Regions from separate parts of the Mus musculus genome. Here region 1 is linked to region 2. Evidence: chromatin contacts called from ENCODE Hi-C data. All regions are on one chromosome and are shown on one strand. The core of a region is the stretch at or near the end of the contact, and the rest is flanking DNA. Distances in the headings are between cores, read along the strand shown.

Region 1 (4,772 bases), core at 1,733-4,232, 490 kb before region 2:
CAATGCAAACGCGCTCATTACCATATTCTCAATATGCATGAAGAAAATGTGCGGCGTTGGCCGAGCCCCATTGCCCTGCTTTGGCCTCCGCATCCAATAAGGCGACATATTCATCTCCCAAGATGGATGAGGAGGGAGGGGATGCCCGAGAAGCAGATCCACGGGCGGGGGAGGGGACAGACTGTAGAGGAAAGGAAAAGAGAAGAAACCAGCAAAGGAGAGCCTGGGGTAGATCAAGATTGAAATAGGGCAGATGGGGTAAGAGAGGGAGGGAGAAAAGGAAGAAGATGAAACTGAGGAGGGGGGGGGCAGAGACACGGAAGGGAGAGGCAAAAAAGAATGAGCTTTAAGAAAACGGTCCAGGAAAATAAAAATAAAAGGATCGAACAACACACTTGGACTCAAAGAAAGAGAAAAATACATCCCCGGAAATCAAACATACAGAAAGTGTGAGAAATAGACAGGACGGAAAAGAAAGAAAAAAAAAAAGATCAGCGAAAAAGCTCAGCGCAGGTGGAAAGTGGATGTTTTTGCAGAGAGAAAGAGAAACAAAACCACTGGTGCACAGGGCCACGGTTTTCCTTCCATGCTGAGATTCCGGGAGCTGCGTAGAGCTGGCCACTCGAAGGCCAGTGGCAGGGGCCCTGGTCCGGGAGGTGCAGGCAGAGATGGGCACGCTGGAGAGCCTCGCGCTCCTTCTGGGGCCGCAGGGCCAGTTCGGCGGTGTACAAATCCGGCCTGGGGCCCACGCTGCTGCCGCCGCAGCCTTTCTGACCGGCGGCCTCTCTTAACTCCGAGAAAGAAGTTTGCAAAGTTTGCCTCAAAGTTTCCCGTAGCGCCTCTGGACCAGGGACAGCCTCCCGGGCCCTGACGGCTTACAGGGCTCAGCCAGCGTTGCACGGCAGACGTGCCGGCGCCCGGCCCGCGCCTCCTGGGATGCTCCGAGGCCGGATTCACAGTCAAATGTGAATTCCTCCCGGTGCTACGCCAGGCCATGCATCTGCAAGTCCGTGTGGCTGCTAATAGCGGAGAGAGAGAATGAGAAAGCCAGAGAGGGGGAGAGAGAGAAAAGGAAAAAAATATTCTCAGCTCAATTTAAGTCTCATGGAAAGGGCTTACAACTGTAATTAAATCATTAAATTCTTGTCTACGCTTCACAGAGCGGAGAGAAATTAACTTCCCACCAACCTCATTTTCTATTTGAACATGAAATAATGATTTTCTGCCCGTCTAATTACAAAGCCAACATCTGATCAAGCCAGCATCCAGAGGGGATTATCGCATGCGCGAGTATTAGACCTCATTACCAGCTTGAGTGCAAAATTATTACATCTTGTAATTGGATGGTGAGATTTATATACAGATCGGCCCGGTTTCTGTAAGATTGTAATTACAAGCTTCGTTGGTTAGCTACTTATCAGAACTTTGCAGGAAAACAAAACAAATGACTGAGGAAAACGAGCGTTTCATTAACCTGTAACCCCAGCTGGGGGGGGGGGGAGCGTACGCAGCAGCCTCTGCAAGAAGCTGAAGGATAGCCAGCCCGCACCGCCTCTGGGGGACTCTGAGCCTTGGGAGGAAAGGAGTGAACTCTGTCCGAGCTGGGAGACACAGCTGCAGAAGCTCCCAACGACGGGGGGCACGGGCACATCGGGGAGCTGGACCAGGGGAGGGAAGAGATGGGGGCTGGTGGTTCGGAGTGTCCGACCCCGAAGCTGGTGGGCCTCTGGCTACACATAGGGCACCCCTTGTAGTTGTCCTCCAGCGCGCACAGCTTCGTGCGCCACGTGTCCTCGGCGTACACCTTTTCTGTATGCTCCTGGCGCCCTGATCCCAGACCACAGAGCGTCCGCGGCGAGCGCTTTGTGCACTGTGCCTGTTGGGAGAAAGAGGGGGTGAGGGAGAAGCTCCTGCTGGTCTCCTGCTGTTGCGCTCAGGTCTTTCCCCAATCAACTCCCGATGCACCTGCTTCTCCTCACTCTCTGTGCGAATCTGTCTGTCTGACCTAATCTCCTGGATTAAAAATCCCATGAAAAGCTTCAGCTCTCCGCGGACTCGCGAGTTTAGTCTAAGAGCTGAGTTCCACTGGCCTGGTCTTGTTGAGGAATCAGAGCCATGCAGTGACTCCAGTCGCTTGGGATACTGGGTCCCGGCGTGGGTTGCTGATTTCAGGGCCAGACCAAAGCTCTTCCCAGTTGGTCACGGGGTAACTGGTAGCTGTTTCTACTCCAGGCCTGGGATGCCTGGAGGAATCTAATTAAGCGAGGTTCTTAGGTTCATGCCTGGGTCTAGAGGTTCACCCTCTGGGCCAGGGGCGGCCCCGTGGCCGGCGTGAGTCCTTCCTGAGAACAGCCTGGCTCTTCCGGTGTTCTTTCTCTCAGCCCATCATCGCAATCGGACACAACCAGGTCGATAGCTGGTTAATGCAGTAAGGAAGGAAGGAGCATCTCAGAGGCTCTTGTGTGGTGTTGTTGTGTGGTGTTGCGTTTTGTTTTTCTTTCCCTTCTGAAAAACAAAACAAAACAAACAAACAAACAAAAAGGAATGAAATACTCGTGGTTTTGCCCAGACATGTACAGCGAAACCCCTTCGCCCACCTTGCAATCTGGCTCTGTCGCCCATTGGTCTGGTCCAGTTCTGTGTAGGTAGGTCGTCCCGGCTGTCTTAAAAGACTCACCATCCTATACACAGGAAAGATCCTGGAAAATAATGTCACCTCTATTCTACAACCCTAAGACCTTTGCTTGAGCAGGTGAGCCCTGGCTTCCTGTGACAGGTTTAACCAGAAACGGAATCAGGCTGCGGGGAAGCCATTCGAAGGCCTGAGCTGATCCTACTATGCCTCCTCTGTCCAGGCTCACCTTAAAGCCAACCTCCAGCACCAGGCAAGGAGACCAGGAGACCACAGAGAAGCTGCACAGATTCAATTTAGGAAGACCCCACATGCTGACATCGAACCCTAGACTTGGTAGCTCCCCAAACTTCTGTTTGTGTTTCTCCCACTAATTTTCTGAGTTAGTACCTCCTGGAGCCTAAGGTCAGTGGAATGCAGCCAGAGGTGGGACATGGGGGTCAAAACTGGAGGCCAGGGCCAGGGAGAAAGAAATCCATTCCCTAACTGTATTCACACTAGAGCCCGGCCAGCCCGGGACCCTTAGATTCCTCCAAGCTGGCGAGTTCCGGTTTGATTCTTAGTTCAGTCGGAGGCCCTTGGGGTGGTTTTTCTGCCTCTAAGCTAGGGCTCTTCACTCTACTGAAGAATCGCAGCCGGGGAGTTGTTCAGTCCGCAGGCCCACAGCAGGCCTGGCCCGCGCGTGGGTCGCCGCTACAGCCTTATCTGGGAGCTCCAGCTATCCCGGGAATTTCAGTATGACTTTCCACTGCACACACTAATCCGTGACGGTGGGCACTTGGACACTCACATTTCAAGTTAGATTTAGGAAATATCCTACCATAAAACCAAAGTCTTGCTCCCCGCCCCCACAATGCACACTCTCTACGGCTCTGGGGGAATTCTCGCCAAAAGAAAAACGCTGGGTCTGGGGACCAGAGAGCGGAAAGGGGAGGGGGATAGTGAAATGAATGGTCGCAATTAAAAAAAAAAAAATCACACCAACATAGAAACTTCTCGGAAGAGCTTTCGGAAAGTTCCCAGAGCCTAGGCTCTAAGTTTCTCTGCTCCTCCCCCACTCCATAGCCAGGAGCTCCACCAACTCCTTGCTTGTTCCACCAGACCACCTAGGCGCCAAACTCACTATTTCTTGTGAGGATTCTCAACAAGGTACCCTGGAGGTGTAAATGTAGCAAACTGCGGGGTTCCCCCGCCCTCCCCCCACCCAGCACAGAATAGGTCTTTTAAAGCTCGGAGAGGCAGCACTCCCAACTCCCAGGCAGCACGTTCACTCTTTTAGCTGCAGGCTTAGGCTTTGGAGAACGACCTAGGGACCAGAGCTGAAAAGTGCAAAGGGAGCCACGGGGGGGGGGGGGGGAGGGCGGGAAGCCCCGGAAGCCTGCCTTGGTCCAGGGTCCTGTCCCAACCCGGAACTACAGCTTCGAAGGGGGCTGAGAATTGAGGAGTTGGAAGACCTGAGGGGCTAGGTGACCCTGTACTAAGCCGCCACTCGTGGTCTCGGCTCTCCCCTCCGAGTGCGGGCAGGAGGGGGCGGGAAGAGACTGAGTCCAGTCCCGCCCCGCCCCGCCCGGCGCTCTGTACTCGCGGGGGAGGGCCGCCTCGCCCAGAAGGCTCCCGGGTGATTGGCGACTCCAGGAGGAGACGCAGGGAAAAGTCGAATAAGAGGGCGCGACGTCAGACTCGAGATTTGGGGAAGGGTGAAGGAGGGGGTGGAAGGGCGGGGACGGACACACAGACACTGACGCGGACACACACCCCCCGCACAGCGTTCTAAGTGTCTTCAACTTTAAGCCGCCTTAGCTCAGGGTGCGGAGACCGGGGAAGAGGGGAAGAGAGAACGAGAGAGTAAAGAGATTTAAAAGAGAGGAGTCAGACTAGGAAAAGTGAAGAGAGCAGAAAGGTGAGCAAAAGCAACCGTGAGAAACAGAAAGAGCAAAAAGAACCGCAGTTTCCCAGCGTCCAGGACTGCGAAGGAGCCTCGGGAGCGGAAGCGGCCAGGGGTGGGGTGAGGGGGGACGCAGCGAGGGGAGGGGAGAGGACAGGACAGGAGGAGAGTGTAAACTAGAGGAGGGCGAAGGAAGCGAGGCGCGACACAGCTCCCGGAGAGGAGGGCAGAACTGAGCGCCTAGCGCAGAGCGGC
Region 2 (4,520 bases), core at 1,177-3,676:
AGGAAGATCTCCAGGGCTTGCTGAGAAGCAAGCCTAGCTCAGTGAGTGAGCAGCTCGGTGAGTGAGCTCTGAGTTCCAGGAGAGCTCCTGTCCCAAAATAAGGTGAAAAGCAACTGAAAAAGAAACTCAGTGTGGAGCTTTCATCTTGACAGACACACACCAGCACATGCACCTGCATACATGCATACAGACGTACACAGATGACAGACACACACACACATACAATATCCATCAAAGGTGGCCCTAGCAAGCAAACAAACAAACAAACAAACAAACAAATTGCCTAGACACAGAGGTGAAATACTTTGGGAAATGGCAAATGGACGCATTACGCAGTGTAAATAAAGATACAGGATTTTTCCATGGCTGTTTTCCTTGTTAGCCTCCAACCTGTAAGAATCCAAATGCCCAGCCACAGGTGAGTGAATGAATAAGTGGAATCACACAAAGTGCACTACCACTCAGCCACAGAAACGGAACAATTGATAACATGTGCGTTAACACGTATAGGTCTCAAAAATTACTGTGATCAGTAAAAACGGCATCCGGGTATATGCTGTCTGCTTCGGCTTAGATGAAAAACTCTAGAAAGCATAGATTCAACAATCATGACTGATCGCATGACTGCCTGGGGGTAAAATAAAGAAATCGGCTGTAAAGAAATAACTTTTTAAAAGAGCCATGCCCTCTATGCAACTGGAACATTTTGCATATACGTACAGTCAAAACTTATCAAATTGTTCACAACAAATGACTGCAAGATTCTCTCTATACACTGGGCCTTAACTTAGCTGAACAGAAAGTCAAGCAATCACTTACGATTACTGAGACATTGTCTAGGACTTAACACAACTACCTGTGCTTCGCATCAGCCAGTACTTCAATGTCTTTCACAAAGAGACTAGAAATGGAGCTAGGAGATTAGAGAGGGGCAGCTCCTGATCCCTAATGCCACCTAGGAAACAAAAGGCCCTGAGCAAAGGCCAACTTCTGCCAGACTCCGTGTCCATGTCTGTAAAATACATAACTCAGGCCATTACACCCAAGACCCAAAACCCTTAGATTCCTAACTGACTTAGGAATCTTACAAGACAAAATTCTACGACAGCAAGTACTGTACCTGTTTTATTTCCTACTGATCCTCGCTGCCAGTATTTACCTACCATAGAATAAGCACCAAACGGCATAGCCAAGGGCCTTTGGCCAAATGAGCTACAGACAAGAGAGACTTTTAAGATGGGCAGAATCTGTTGTGTCCACTGAGGGGGACTGAATGCTGATAAGTTAGAACAAATCAATAGGTCCCAACTTTGGGGATGGGGGAAAAGGAAAATATTGAGCTTCCAGTGCTCATCTTCATAACGGACTGTTTATACTCTACCTATGTAATATCTGTCTTGCCATCTGCTGCAATGATATGAAATAATTATGCATTTAATGTAGGTGTCTGATACAAAAAAAAAAAAATGCTGCAAATAAGTCGCCGTTGCTGTTACTGTCATCCCAAGGAGTGTCCACTGTCAGAAAGCTGAACAGCAAGGACGGAGTCCAGGAATGTACTACCCACAGAAGCTATGTAAAGCGTATCTGATGTGCTGACCACGCAGACAAGTCATCTGGCCATTGAGGCAATGCTCCAAATAAAAACATGTCACCATACTAAATCTGTGGCTCAGCTGCGCTCGAGCTGAAAACACACAGGTGGTAAACTGGTAAACTGAGGCTCGAGAGTGGCTACAAATATAACCAAGGAATAGGGACAGAAGCAGGACAGGGACATAGATGTCTATCTTTTCATTTCTGACCAAGACTAACTGTATCCAGATCTGCATCCAGAGCAATATGAATTCACAGCACAGACGTGCGCGCGCACACTCACACCACGTCTGCAGGTCTCTTGCAAACAAGGCCCTGACACCCCTTGGCTTAACGCCGAGCATCCACTCAGCCATCCCAGCGGGTCTGCGGGTCCCCTGCCTCTAGCCCGGGACTAACACAGAATCCCAGACGCCCGGAGCCCCACATACCTTAGCTTCCCGCTCTCGTTCCTCCGCGGTCTGGACGCGCTTCATGCTGCTACTAAAGCCGCCTTCGCCACCGTGGGCCGTGTTCCCCCTCGCCCTGGACCCCGCCTCCTGTGTGTAGTTCTCTCAACGGCTCTCTCCCGCCTGGAGCCATTTGCTCTAATACCTAGAAGAACTACCCTTCCCAGAATGCTGCGCGAGACTCCCGAGTACTCCTTGGGCTCCGGAGCTGAATTTCTCCAGTCAGCTAGCAGGGCTAGCGTAGTCCGCTACGCGACCCGCCGACGGCCCGCACCCTACGGAGAACTACATTTCCCAGTGGGTAACGGGACTCACTGTTTTCCCGTGCTCCTCTGGGCCTGCAGAGGCTCGCGCCCTGGGCGCTATAGCAACCGGTAGCTAGCTGAGGGCGAACGCGGAGGTGAGTACTCTGTGAGGTGGGGGCTAATGCAGGTTGGCTGGCTCTTCCGCGGCCTCACAACTGAGCCTGGAGTCTGTTCGAAGCCCAGGATAGACCTGGGATTCTTGCGTGGAAAGCAGTCCATCCCGACACACCTCCACATCCGCAGGCCTGCATCTGACTCGCCCTGACCGCCCGCCCAGCCAGAAACGCAGCTGATAAGAATTGGCAACCCTAAGTCCTACAACTCAAAGGTCCCAGTCACATTTCACTCTGTTTCCCAGAAACTGGGCTTGGATGGTAGAACCTAAGCCTCCCAAGAGGCTTGTTACTGTTGTTGTTGTTGGCTTGTTACTGTTGTTGTTGTTGCTGCTGCTGCTGATTGTCGATTAGTTTTTAAAAGGGGGTCTCCCTATGCATCCTAGGCTGGCCTTAAACTAGCCTTTTTAGCCCATGCTCGTCTCAAATTCAATCAATAATAGGTCTTGCCTCAAGTTCCCACCACCACAATCAGTTTCTAGTGGCCTATCTTTTATTCTTTATTACTGTTTCTCATCTGACTACTCCCATAGTCTGTTAAAGCCATTACAGGGCAGAGACTTTGTTTAAACTCAGTGCCTGGCATTCATTCATTCATTCATTCATTCAATAAATGATAGCGTTAATGTCTACTATGTGACATCAGATAGCAGAAGAGGAACTATTTGGGGGAGGAAGGAGACCAGTGAGAGGAAGCTAGAGAGATGGGGGGGGGAGTGGTAGGGGACAGATATAAGCAAGAAACTATGATATAGGTGTGAAAATATACTAGGTTAAAAATGCATGACATGACAATGAATTACGATACAACTCTGGGATAATGACAAAGGCTGTTGCTGTAAGCAATAAGCCACAGCAGGGTGGTGGCACACTCAGGACAAATTCAGAGTCTACTCAGGGCATGGTGACACCCGACTTTAATCGTAACACTCTGGAAGTAGAGGCAGGGAGATCTTTGAATTCCAGCCAAGTTTATATAGTGAGATGACCCCCCCCCCCATTTTTTAAAGAAAAAAAAAACACAAGGAAAAAATAGAGAATTTGAGGCCAGTATGTTTAGTGTTCTTGGTGAATTTCATGTCAGCCTAGACAGCCTGGGCTTCCCTTGAAAAAGAAAAGTTAGAAACCAGGAAGAAAATTAACACAGAACAGTAAGGGAAACTCTAAGGAAAGGTCAGTTGGACTGAGCTCTGAAGTATGAGGAGACAGAAGAGCCTTAGGAGCAAGATAAAAGCATGCCATATGTGAGGAAAGCAGGGAAGGTTGTAAGTGGATCATAGCAAAGAGGGAGAATTCACTGTGCCATCTACCTACATCAGACCAGTAACAATTTTCTTCTCGGTCATGATAACCAGAAATATCACCAAACAACTAACTCCTGCATTAATGACCTTGAGCAATTGAGCTAGCTTGTCTTAGCTTCTGTTTGTATCTAATGACCTTGAGCAATTGAGCTAGCTTGTCTTAGCTTCTGTTTGTATCTCAGGAACCATTTGAGTAGCCATTGCTTACGCACACTGTAAGCACAGTGAACAATATGTGTTAGCATCAACTTCTGCAGACATTCTTTCAGATATTTGCCCCTAGCAGTGGTTCTCAGCCCATCATGAGTTCCAATCAAAGTTCCAGGCCCTCTCTCTAAGAGAGACTCTTCATGCACATATACGTAGCCACGTCTTCAAATTTCAGACACTGAAATCCAATTCAATCCCTTTATCCATTCAAGTGACTGTTTAATAAATGCTGCTCGCTGAGTGTGCCACCCTCTGTGCCAGCTTCTCAGACAGGTGAACAAGATGGACAAGCATTCTAACGTCTTGGTCTTCACATTCTTCAACCAACATTCTAGAACTGGAAAGTCTCTTCCTTACCAGGGTACTAACAGTTCACATCTAGACCTTTCTAGGAAGGTCAAAGTGGAAATCGAGAGTGTACGTTTTTCCTTATTTATTTGCTTACTATACACTGTATATTCATGTCCACATACAACACTAAGTTACTATGGTATGTCTCTATAGAGAAAAGAAACTGAAAGTTCTAGAACAAGCCATGAAGTA

The links. A loop is a pair of places that touch in the nucleus more often than their neighbours do.
Region 1: a map of heart shows a loop between it and region 2 (3-fold over the local background). The contact joins the promoter of Irx3os here to the promoter of Rpgrip1l in region 2. A Hi-C loop is called at or near these places in 2 of 37 maps with a recorded cell type or tissue (gastrocnemius and heart).

Annotation. Positions count from the first base shown.
Region 1 is chr8:91,801,546-91,806,317 of GRCm38, reverse strand. It overlaps Irx3os (a long non-coding RNA gene), which reads right to left and starts at 2,982. Exons shown (of 4, transcript XR_003947581.1): 1 at 2,598-2,982; 2 at 1,475-2,505; 3 at 1-1,019. It overlaps Irx3 (Iroquois related homeobox 3), which reads left to right and starts at 4,664. Exons shown (of 4, transcript NM_008393.3): 1 at 4,664-4,772.
Region 2 is chr8:91,311,128-91,315,647 of GRCm38, reverse strand. It overlaps Rpgrip1l (Rpgrip1-like), which reads left to right and starts at 2,426. Exons shown (of 26, transcript NM_173431.2): 1 at 2,426-2,445. Fto (fat mass and obesity associated) reads right to left here and starts at 2,123. Exons shown (of 9, transcript NM_011936.2): 1 at 2,028-2,123. The coding sequence starts at 2,072.